Regions from separate parts of the Homo sapiens genome. Here region 1 is linked to region 2. The links are chromatin contacts, found by Hi-C or POLR2A ChIA-PET in ENCODE. All regions are on one chromosome and are shown on one strand. Each heading gives the region's core, a stretch centred on a gene start or an enhancer-like site at or near the end of the contact. The rest is flanking DNA. Distances are from core to core; before and after follow the strand shown.

Region 1 (5,676 bases), core at 1,385-3,884, 160 kb before region 2:
GGAGGGAGGTGGTGGAATTGACAGTAGGACAACTAGGTGGCACTTGTCTATTTTCACGATGCGTCTGACGTCTTGAAATATGCAAAGTGATCCTCAGCTGAACTTGAAGGGAAGGTGTTGAAGATTTAAAATTGTTTCAGAGGACAGCAGGCAGTAAAGAACAGACAGCAGAATTGTCCACTTAGATTTTTCCCCACAAATCTATCTATCTATCTATCTATCTATCTATCTATCTATCTATCTATCTACCTACCTATCTATCATCTATCTGTCTATCTATCTATCTATCACTCTCCACCCTCTTTTCCTGGTGGCTACTTGTAGCCACGTTGTTTTTTGCTTTCTTCTTGGCGCTTTTCCCCATAATCAGTCCACACTCCCCCTAGTGGTCTGATGATGAATTTCTACTAACTGGGTTACGTAAAGAAACCTGCTGTATTCAGATCACAGCTGGAGTCCCTCTCTGTTTTAAGACGGAAACTGGAAGGATATTGTTTTATTATTTACAAAGGGGATGGGGGTGGCACTACCCACCATCTCATTTATCCCTATCTTCCATAGTGATCTCTAAAAGAAGACTCCTGGGGCTTAAATTCCCAGTTCTAGGGTCTCTTGGGGGTCACTACCAACATCATCCTTGTCAAACTAGGGCTGGAAAGAACCACGGTTGGGTCTACTCCTACAGAACTTCTATTAAAAATAATTGGTGTAGTCTTCCCTGCTGTCACCTCTTTCTTCTCCTTCTGACCAAAGAAGCTACTTTTGCCAAGCTGACTTACTGGGCAGGAGAGGGTGGTAAAGCTCTGGAGAGTCACCCATCCTGGTCTTGAAGGAGTGTCATCACCATCTCACACAGAGTGAGGCAGCATTGGACATGACCTGGGAATCCCAGGGAGGCAGCATGTGCCAGGACTTAGGTCCTAGTGCCAGCTTTTCTGCTATCAATGTGACCTATTCATTAGCCACTTTGAGCCTCAGTTTCTTCATGTGTAAAAATGATACTGTGGTGGTTCTCAGTAGAGAAAAGGGGTGGCATACTAGAATAATGTGAAATGCTTTTTCCGCCTACATATTATTTATTTTCTCTTTGGCAAAAAAAACCTTCGAAGTATTTCTGAAACACCCAATACTAGATGATTGCAAGTGCCCTAACAGTTCTAACACATCGTTTGAAGATGTGTTAGATATTTGCGTTAGATCCATCCACCCTAGACCCATTACTTGCAATAGAAGCAAGTTCTCGCCACTGTGGTGAAGCTCAGAAAATGTGTGTATCTAAAGGTTTGTTACAAGGCTGGGTATGGTGGCTCACTCCTGTAACGCCAGCACTTCTGGGAGGCCGAGGCAGGCGGATCACTTGAGGTCAGGAGTTCGAGACCAGCCTGGCCAACATGGTGAAACCCCGTCTCTACTAAAAATACAAAAATTAGCTGGGTGTCGTGGCGGGTGCCTGTAATCCCAGCTACTCAGGAAGCTGAGGCAGGGAAAATTGCTTGAACTGGGGAGGCAGAGGTTGCAGTGAGCGAAGATCTCGCCACTGCCCTCCAGCCTGGGCAACAGAGCGATACTCCATGTCAAAACAAAAAAACAAAACAACAACTACAAAAACCAAAATAAAGGTTTGTTACAGAGCAAACCTAGAAGATTGAAGGAGTCAATCTAATCCCTTTCCTGGCCTGGAACTGCCTTGACAATTTCAGGTGTGATCGGGAAACCCCATCCAAAATCAAGCCTGGGGCCGCGGCAGATTGTGTACATGTCAGACTTTAACCAGCAGAGGGTAGCACATACCTATGTCCTGGGCTTTCCAGGAAAGTCACAAAACTTGCCCTGAGAAAATGCTTTCTAGAGAAAGGCAACAAGGTTTAACCAAGTCTACATAGGCATAAAAAATTAAAGTCCATTTAGAACACAATCTGGAACTCAAGCCCAGGTCCAGAGGTGGACCAAGGCAATTTCCCAATGAAGGAAAACTTTGTCTTTGAATCCTCATCATTTCCCATTCCATGTCCCTCTTTGGCTTCTCAAAGTATGTTTAGAGGACTGGCAGCATTGGCATCACCTAGGAGCTTGACAGAAAAGCAGAATTTCGGATCCCACCCCAGACCCTCTGAGTCAGACTCTACATTTTCACAAGATTCCCATGTGATACCTGTTCATGTTGATGTTTGAGAGGCCGCGATGTCAGCACCCCTTCCCTACCTACACATGCTGCCTAGAAACTTACCCTGTTCCCTGTGCCAACCTCACTCCCCACAGGGGAAGATTCCTGCTGATTTCAGCCTTCACAAGAGGGAAGCACTTCGTGTGGCCTTAGGTGGGCAGACCTGAGATTTCTTCTTCAGGTGATTAGGGACCTCATAGTGTGTTTTTTTTTTTAACCACCTGGCTATATTTGTCTTCACATGACAGCTGAGCAAGGGAACATTGGGGTGATACACCGAAAAAAGATTGTTGGGGCTCAGAAAACTGTATCTCAAGTTTAGCACTTTGAAAAAAAGGAAATTGGAAGGCCCTGAAAGCAGGCTCAGAAGCAAGATCTTCTCCTACCCTCCTGTCTCTTGCCCCTCATTCTCCCCTGAAGTGAATCATAGAAACCAGAATTTCCTCTCCCCAAGGTGAGTCATAAAACCTAAAAATATTACTCTAACCTTTCTCCCACCTTTCTGTGTAGGAGCTTACCTGCCTTATCTGATAGTAGGCCATAAGACTCTCAATCCATAGGGGTCCTGCCATATGGCCAGGAGGAAGGAATGCTCAACAGAGTGGCCAAGAAGAATCTGAACAGACTGGCTTTGCTGGGCTTCCCACCCGCTCTTAGTATATTGCCATTAGAGCCCATCCTTTTGTGCAATCACATTTCTACACAGCTGTTCATTCTTCATCAAACCTAAGCATAAAAACAGTTTTCCCTAGGTTTTGGAGGTTTTATTTCTGAAGGCTCCTGTTTCACATACAACTTTGATTAAATAGAAGAGTGACATTAGCAAGATGGCTGACTAGAGATGCCTGACCCTTATCTTCCCTACAAGAAAGGACCAAGGCAATAAATATACAGCTGAAATTTGACTGGAGTGCCAAAAGGAGAGCGATGGAGTGAAGCAGGGGAGTGGAGATGCTTCTGAGGTGGTTGGAGGCTCAGGAGGACAGGATGGAGGCACATGGCCTCCGCAGCCCCATCTCACCCACCTGGATCGGACTGGCCCAGAGATAAGAGGACTACTTCTTAGGGGAAAAAGGTAAACAGAAGAACCCCCTGTCACCCCTTGCCACTGCAAACACCTCCAGTCCTTACTATGGGAGAATCCCACATCCTGGTAAGCGCTGAGTCCAGTTTGGAAAGCTGCTGAGAATTCACTCAGCTGTGTCACTCCAGGTGAGGTGCATAAGGTGTGCACTCCGCCTTACGCCACTGAGCCATGGAGCCATCCTGAGAACAGACCTACTGCCGGAGTGTGCCCTGCTCTGGGGCCATAGTCATTGTGCCTCTCTAGCACTGGGGCTCTATCTTCATTCCACCAAACCCACATGGTACCCAACTGTACAGAGGCTGGTCCCAGGATTGGCTATGACTCTTGTCCTGCACAACAGTGAAACAAACCCATGCTATCTCCAATACAGCTGGAAGAATAACCTAGCAGTCTCACCCAGGATGAACCTGCTCTTGTGCCAGCCAAATAACTATGTGTTCTCCCCCAAGGAGAACAGGTCCTCAACCCACCAAGCACCTGACATGCCCCTAGGCCAGTGGAGCAGTTACGTGCAGATGTCCAGGGTCTGAAAAACAGGGCTTCAACACTACCCCCTCCAAGAACATAACCCTGGCTTGCACAAAGTCCCCACACCCACAATCAGGGCTTCAGAAACTTGGGAGGCTAACCGAGAAGCTGTGTGCCTATGTCCTGGGTCTGAAAGAAAGCTTTATGTGTCACCTGTGATAAACACACACCAAGGTCAGCAAAGAAGCTGTGCTCTCATGTTCCAAGGCTGAGAAGCCAGGCTCTTCCTTGGTGCTCAAAGCCCCTGAGGGATAGTTGTCTTTCTGCAGAATATTTGAGGGATATTTGAGGGACAAATATTTGAAGGATATTTGTCTTTCTGCAGAATAAGACATTTTGAGTAGTAGTCTCAGAGTTGCTTTGGTAAGAGAAGAGAAGGCTTCCCAGGCCCCGCAGATGGGTTTTTGAAGGTAGCTCTGGGCCCAGGGCCACATGAGACGCCCTTGGGGAAGAACAGCCATCACTGTGGGAGCTTGTGATAATGATGTAGGAATCTACGGCACTGACCTGAAAAACTGCACAGCCTTTATAAAGGCCACAGAGAACGGAATGAGCACCCATAGGAATGAGACATTCTGTGCTCTCAGGAAACAGATAACAGAGGCCAAGGCCTGCTGACGCCTCCCTAGGCTTTTTTTCCCTCATTCCCTCTGGCCCTGCCTTTATTCTCTACCTTACTTTCCCACTCCCTTTTTTACAGGTGAAAGAAAACAGAGCATAGGACAGGAAGAAATTCACTGTGTGAATTTCTCGTGAATTTCCTTAGGGACACACAAGCAGGAGGAGAAGGGGAGGAACTGATACCAGGGCCTGCCCTAGATCTAGCCCTGGAGGTATCTCTAAAATAAGTACATTCTCCAGCTCCTCTGTCTCTCTGTTGCTCTCACTCTAGCCCTCTCCCTTTTTCTCTGCATCCTTGTTCACGCATACTAGGCACTCTCTTGTTTCCTCTGTGCTAAGAAGCAATTATAATATAAACTCATGGCCAGGTGCGGTGGCTCACGCCTATAATCCCAGCACTTTGGGAGGCCGAGGCAGGTGGATCACCTCGGGTCAGGAGGTAGAGACCAGCCTGGCCAACATGGGGAAATGCCGTCTCTACTAAAAAATTAGCTGGGCATGGTAGCACATGCCTGTAATCCCAGCTACTCAGGAGGCTGTGGCAGGAGAATCACTTGAACCCCGGAGGCGGAGGTTGCAGGGAGCCGAGATTGCACCACTGCACTCCAACCTGGGTGACAGAGCGAGGCTCCATCTCCAATATATATATATACGCTCATTATATTCACAGGGCCTGCCTCAACCTACAGCTTCCCCCAGTCCTTCCTCGCTCCAGTACCCAACTTGCTGTTTCAGGTCTCCCAAGCCCAGACCCAGTCCCCATGAGGGGGGTTCTCTGCTCCCTTCTTTAATTAAGCCCATTGAAAACTTATTCATTTGGAGCTAAATGATCCATGAGTCCCTGATGAGCCAGACCCAACAGCTACCTCCCTAGGACATTTGCATTTCAAAGCTTGGAACTTGAACTGAAATCTTGAGAGCGAATTGGTAGAGAAGGTGAATTAATTGGTAGAGAGGGGGAAGAGGTTCTGTTATTCCAATTACAGAGACGTCTGCATTCTGAGGTAGAGTATATGGGGAGATGATACTAAGTATGTCCCATCCCAAGGGTATTTTCCTCTTCCTGTCATTTTCTTTTGAATTTTCCCACCTGAAAAAGTGCTGGACCTAGGATAGACAATCAATATTTCAAATAAAAAATAAGTTGAAATGTATAGTGTCATAAAACTATAGCTGTGATGGTGATGGTACGTTCTTGGGTATATATAGAAATAGAAAACAACTGATGCTATTGACATTGAATTATTGATAGGGCATTAGGGATGGTTGGTTACTC
Region 2 (5,504 bases), core at 2,569-5,068:
AAGCCCTCTTGGCTTTCTGTGGAAAAAAGATAAGAGAAAGGGGCTGCACCTTGGAGGAGGGATAAGAAGATTGCCAAGTCCTTCTGGCTGTCCCTGCTTATCCGCCATGCCTAGAACCTGCCAGCTGTGCTAAGTTCAAACAAAGCTACTTTACTTATCTTAGTCCATTTATCTGTGGCTTTCCAAGGTCTCTTTGTGTGCATGTGTACAGGTGGGTGCACACATGCATGAGTGCATTTATTTAACATTTCCCTCTAAGTGAGTGATCTCATGTCTTTAGAACACAGGGTGATGAGTCCAAGGTTGGGGTTAGTTCCAGTTATGAACAGCAAGCATCACACAGCAATAACTGTTTAGGTCACATTGCCTCAGCTAGCCTGCTGGCACAGGGGAGACAGTAAAGGAAAACCATCCACCCTAGCCATGCCCAATGTCTCTGGGAAGCAGAAGTCTTTGCAAAGCAGTGAGCAATGCACAAGGACCTTTAGTGCATGGTGTATGGTGCATGCTGTCTTTTACTCAGAGAATGCTGCAGAGCCCAGAACTACCCTGTAGGTGATATTAGTCACTTTCCGTCAATCAAACCCTCAAGCGGCATGAATTCATGATTCTGTTTGAAGTTACGGGATATCCACTGTGTATACCCCAGGATTTTCCCAATGACCCCTTTGGGTTTCCACTGAGGGGAATCAGGAACCATCCGGTTGGTCCCTGACCAACCAGTGAAGACAGGAGTAGACAAATATAGTTGCTCAGTTATCAGGACTGGAGATATCTATACTCCCAGTGCAGCTCCTGCAGAATCCACAGACCATCAGCCCACCCCCCACCCTTAGTGGAGGCCTTGACAACCATTTCTAGAATGACTATAGCATTCTCCTTGGGCAACCACAAAAAAAAGCACTTTTCTGTGTAACTGGAAAAGCTAAGGATTTCTAAAGCCTAGATATAGGGGTCATGTCGTACAAGGCCACACCCTTGGGTCAGGCAGTGTCCCTGTACATTGTCTACTTGTGCAGAATTTATGAGAACGTGAGAAACGCCAAATCTCCTCTTGTCTCCTTACTGTACACCTCCAACCTGAAATTCAGCATAATAGTTCCAATCTCTGTGTTTTTGATCACGCTACTCTCCCTGAGTAGAATCCCTCCCCGTCCTTGCCTCTTTATCCAATTTCCCCAGTTTGTATCCATCTTTATACTTGCTGTTTTTTTGTTTTGTTTTGTTTTGTTTTGTTTTTTGTTTTGAGATGGCGTCTTGCTCTGTTGCCTAGGCTGGAGTGCAGTGGTGTGATCTAGGCTCACTGCAACCTCCGCCTCCTGGGTTCAAGCGATTCTTCTGCCTCTGCCTCCCGAGTAGCTGGGACTACAGGCACCCGCCACCACGCCCGGCTAATTTTTGTATTTTTAGTAGAGACGGGGTTTCACTATATTGGCCAGGCTGGGCTCGAACTTCTGACCTGGTGATCCGCCCGCCTCAGCCTCCCAAAGTGCTGGGATTACAGGCATGAGCCACCGCGCCCGGCCTACTTGCTGTTATTTAATCAAGTTGAATGTAGAAGGCAAGCCATCTTAAAACTGCTTTCTTCTGGAGACTTTTGTTTGCAATTCCAAATCTTGCCACCAGGTGGTGGTGGCATGTTATTCTAGTTTCCAAGAGAACTAACTTCCTACCACGTGTCAGGCTGCACTGGGAGCCATCCCCACCTGATCTCATTTGATCCCACAGTGACCCTAATATTACCATCCCCATTTTACAGATGAGAAGATGGAAGCTCCAGAGTCCCGCCCAAGATCACACCACTCGTAAGAAGCATTAACTAGAGTTGTGAACCCAGGTCTGGCTTTAAAATCCCACGTTGTTCCCATTGAGCTCTGCTGTTGGAGGAGTTTCCTGAAAAGCCCCCTTACAATCTGCCACCTTTTCGTTTAATTGAGTGTGCCACACAGTTTGCCCTCCAATCAAGACTCTGTCTTGTTCCTGGCTAATCATATGGTTGGTCTTTCTGGCAAGGCTAACTCTCCCAGAGTCAAATGGTTAGCATAAACAATCAGATGTGGTCCTGGGGGTCTACCATGAATGACTAAGACACTCGGATCACTTGAGGAATTCCAAAGGTTTAGAGGCTCCCTTCCAGGAGCTGGGATAAGTCTGGATCTATGTTGGGATAAAGTTAATTCTTCACCGTACACACCTCTATGGCAAAATACAGTCTCCTGGGGCTCCTGTTCTCCACAATGTCTCAGAGTTCAGAAAAATCCTAACACCGAGCATAGTCCAAAATAATGGGGCCAAAATGTGAGGCTGTTTTGATCTGCCTCAAGCCAGGGGTAAATTTAGAGTACTTAATGAGCTATCTCTGATGCATACACTAGGGGCAAACTTCCATAAGTATAGTCTTTCTCTCAGCTAAGTTTTTGAGAGCTATTGAGTCAGTTTACACACCCTGATAACCATTGGAGAACAAGTATTTGATGCTATGGTTAAGCATCAAACTGTGTGCCTGAAGAGTCAAACCAAGTGGGAGGTAGGAGAATCGCTTGAACCTGGGAGGCGGAAGTTGCAGTGAGCCAAGGTTGTGCCATTGCACTCCAGCCTGGGCAACAAGAGCGCAACTCCGTCTCGGGGAAAAAAGAAATGTCAAATCAGCTGGGGTGAGACCACCGTCCTCTGATGAATGAGGACACTGACCTATAGGGATTGTCCTTACTTCAAACATGTGCAGGCTTGGAGTACCCCTGGCACCTAAATGGATTAAAAATACATTTGTCTCTCAAAAATGTATGGGCATATGTCAAATTAGCAGCATTCTTACTGCCAAGCAAATTTGCTAGGTCTATTTTTGAGTTGTAACACTTTGGCAATTAAAGTTATTCAGAACTCTTTTAAACTCTGGGAAACCTTGAAACTGTAAATGAAATGTTGTACGCATTGTTGTTTTTTAAGTTTCAACTATCAAAACTCAACAAACTTTAATGAATTTCTGAAAGCATCGCTATGAAGGTGAGAATGGGGAGACACCATTACCACTGGATCCATTTTGTACAAGTGGGTCTATTCCCAGCTGTGTATGATCGTTATGTAATTGGCATCCGTTGAGTGTGTGCAGTCCAGATGGGCCTGTGGAAAATAGTGTGCAAGCACCTGTCACTAGTCATCATAGGCAGGCTCTGTTAAGCTCAGATCTGAAGGCATTGGTCTGTCTCACCAGGTCTACGCTCTGCTATTCAAAGAAGCTTATAGCAGCTTCAGTGATTATATCAACTTCCCGTTTAATGTAGGAAGAGAGTAGATCCACCTAGTCTTATCACTTCCAAGGGTAAATATTACGTTGTTGGTGACAATAAAATTGGCAAAATGAATGTCCTCTTAGATGGCAGATGTTATCAAGATAGCTAGCTGCCCAGGGCTGGGCGTGGTGACTCACACCTGTAATCCCAGCACTTTGGGAGACTGAGGCGGGTGGATCACTTGAGGCCAGGAGCTCTAGACCAGTCTGGCCAACATGGCGAAACCCCATCTCTATAAAACATACAAAAATTAGCACAGCGTGGTGGTGCACACCTGTAATACCAGCTACCTGGGAGGCTGAGGCAGGAGAATCACTTGAACCCGGGAGGCGGAGGTTGCAGTGAGGTGAGATTGTGCCACTGCACTCCAGCCTGGGGGACATAGTAAGACTCCATCTAAAAAAAAAAAAAAAAAGCTGCTCAGTCACTCCCGTAAAAGCTGCCAGCCAGGATTCCTGCTCCCCTTCTCTTCTGTGCCAACAGCTTCATCGGGAAGTTGGCCACAGGGCCCTCTTCACAGCCTGTCTTATCCTAAGAGTGCAGCTTGGCCCAGGGCTCATTGTCTGCCAGATTTACTTTGCCCTCAACTTCCTACAGTCAAAAAAGAACTGCTCGGGCCAAACTGCTTCCTGGCAAATAAAGAAGCAAAGTCCACACGAGGAGTCTTTCTGGACCTTGTGACGTTTTTGTGTTTTGTGTTTTTGTGGTAATGTGGCATTGGAATGTTTAGCAATATGCCATTGTGCAACCTTCCAAACCCCACTGGGCATATGATCAGCAAAACACCAAAATTATTTTAATGCATAATCCTTGGTTCACTCTGTTGATTATTTAACTTTACCTGGGGTTGTTTGTTAACTTGGAAGAGGGTAATTACATGCATTCTACATTCCAGGGAACTGAACACTGTACCTTACCCAATACACAACAGGTGCATAATATAAGTTACATTAAATTCCCGTTGGGTTTTAAGTCAGCACATACTACATTAATGAATGTGAGTTGATTATACAATCCCCCCATGGGGTGGGCACCCTGAGAATGTTTCTTGTGATGTTAGAGTTTGGATATAAACAAAATCTTACTGATGTATTGTCCTTGAATGAACAGCCTCCATTTAAGCATGCGGGAGGGAGTTTGAAGGTGATCAGCAGAGATTCATATTGATGAAAGAAAGGAAATCATTTGAATTTAACATGGCAATTCCGGAAAAGTATTCCCATGTATGTGGGGCTGTCCTGGTCCTAGCATACCCTGGAACAAGTAGCTTCAGGGTGCATCCAGAGAAACCATAGAGCAGCTATAGCATCGAGCACATAAACCTTGAATATCATCTACCTGTACACTGCAAGAGGCAGCAGCTCAGGGAGCAGAGACCTCTGAGGCCCCCCGTGGTCATTCCTGTGATCGACACAAAGATGTGCCACAAGGTCAAGGAAGGACTTGTAGCCCAGCCCTGGGAAGTGTGGTCAGCAGACAGCCTCTAGCTGTCCGCAACTTCAAGGTCAGCCTCAGCTGTAGAGAGCTGCTCCCTCGCTGGAGGTCACAATTTCCCAGGGCAGCTGTGCCTGGTGGCTGAGCAGGGCCAGGATACAAGGCCAGCTATCATGGTGCAGCCCTAGCTCCATGGCTCTCCCGAGTGGCCTGGGTTTTCTGAGGCCAGCATCATCTAGGTTCAGCTCCTTCCTCTGCCCAGTACCCCTCCTTCTTTTTACGGAGGTTAATTCCTAATACACATTTGAAGCCCAGACTCTTATCTCAGCCACTGCTTCCAGAGAAGCCAGCCTGGGCAGTTGCACTCCCTGCCAGCAGCACCTCCCCTTGACAGCATTCTAGGGGGCATGAAGTTTTCACTGCTGAGAGGTAAAGAGAATACAGACTTGAGGCGCACACGGAAGCGCATTTGGATAGTCCCATTTTGGCACTGTCCCCAATTTTCTGTGGTTGGACCCTGATGTGAAAAACAAAAAAAAAGACACAGACCTAAAATTTTTTTATTATTATTTATTTATTATTGGGACAGGGTTTTACTGCAGTCACCCAGACTGGGTGCAATGGCACTATCTCTGCTCACTGCAACCTCTGCCTCCTGGGCTCAAGTGATTCTTATGCCTCGGACTCTCAAGTAGGTGAGGCTACAGGCTACAGGTGTGTGCCATCAAGCCCGGCTAATTTTCTTTTCTTTTTTTTTTTTTGAGATAAGGTTTCACCATG

What was found. Hi-C counts contacts between places; a loop is a spot of excess contacts on that map. ChIA-PET counts read pairs that join two places held with the same protein, here RNA polymerase II (POLR2A). Pooled maps may share reads with other maps.
Region 1: a map of naive thymus-derived CD4-positive, alpha-beta T cell shows a loop between it and region 2 (4-fold over the local background). The contact joins two enhancer-like sites. A Hi-C loop is called at or near these places in 5 of 168 maps with a recorded cell type or tissue (Calu3, PC-3, PC-9 and 2 more), 1 of 37 single-sample maps with no recorded cell type and 9 of 50 pooled maps. POLR2A ChIA-PET finds 5 or more read pairs at or near these places in 2 of 52 experiments (A549 and activated T-cell).

What each region holds. Positions count from the first base shown.
Region 1 is chr7:134,509,474-134,515,149 of GRCh38, reverse strand. No RefSeq gene overlaps it. Among named protein-coding and RNA genes, the nearest start is that of AKR1B10, 15 kb to the left of the region's middle. Within about 2 kb of position 2,634, at least 3 of the 41 ENCODE cell types and tissues checked have a DNase peak (open chromatin) inside an H3K27ac peak, as active enhancers do.
Region 2 is chr7:134,354,550-134,360,053 of GRCh38, reverse strand. No RefSeq gene overlaps it. Among named protein-coding and RNA genes, the nearest start is that of SLC35B4, 40 kb to the right of the region's middle. Within about 2 kb of position 3,818, at least 5 of the 41 ENCODE cell types and tissues checked have a DNase peak (open chromatin) inside an H3K27ac peak, as active enhancers do.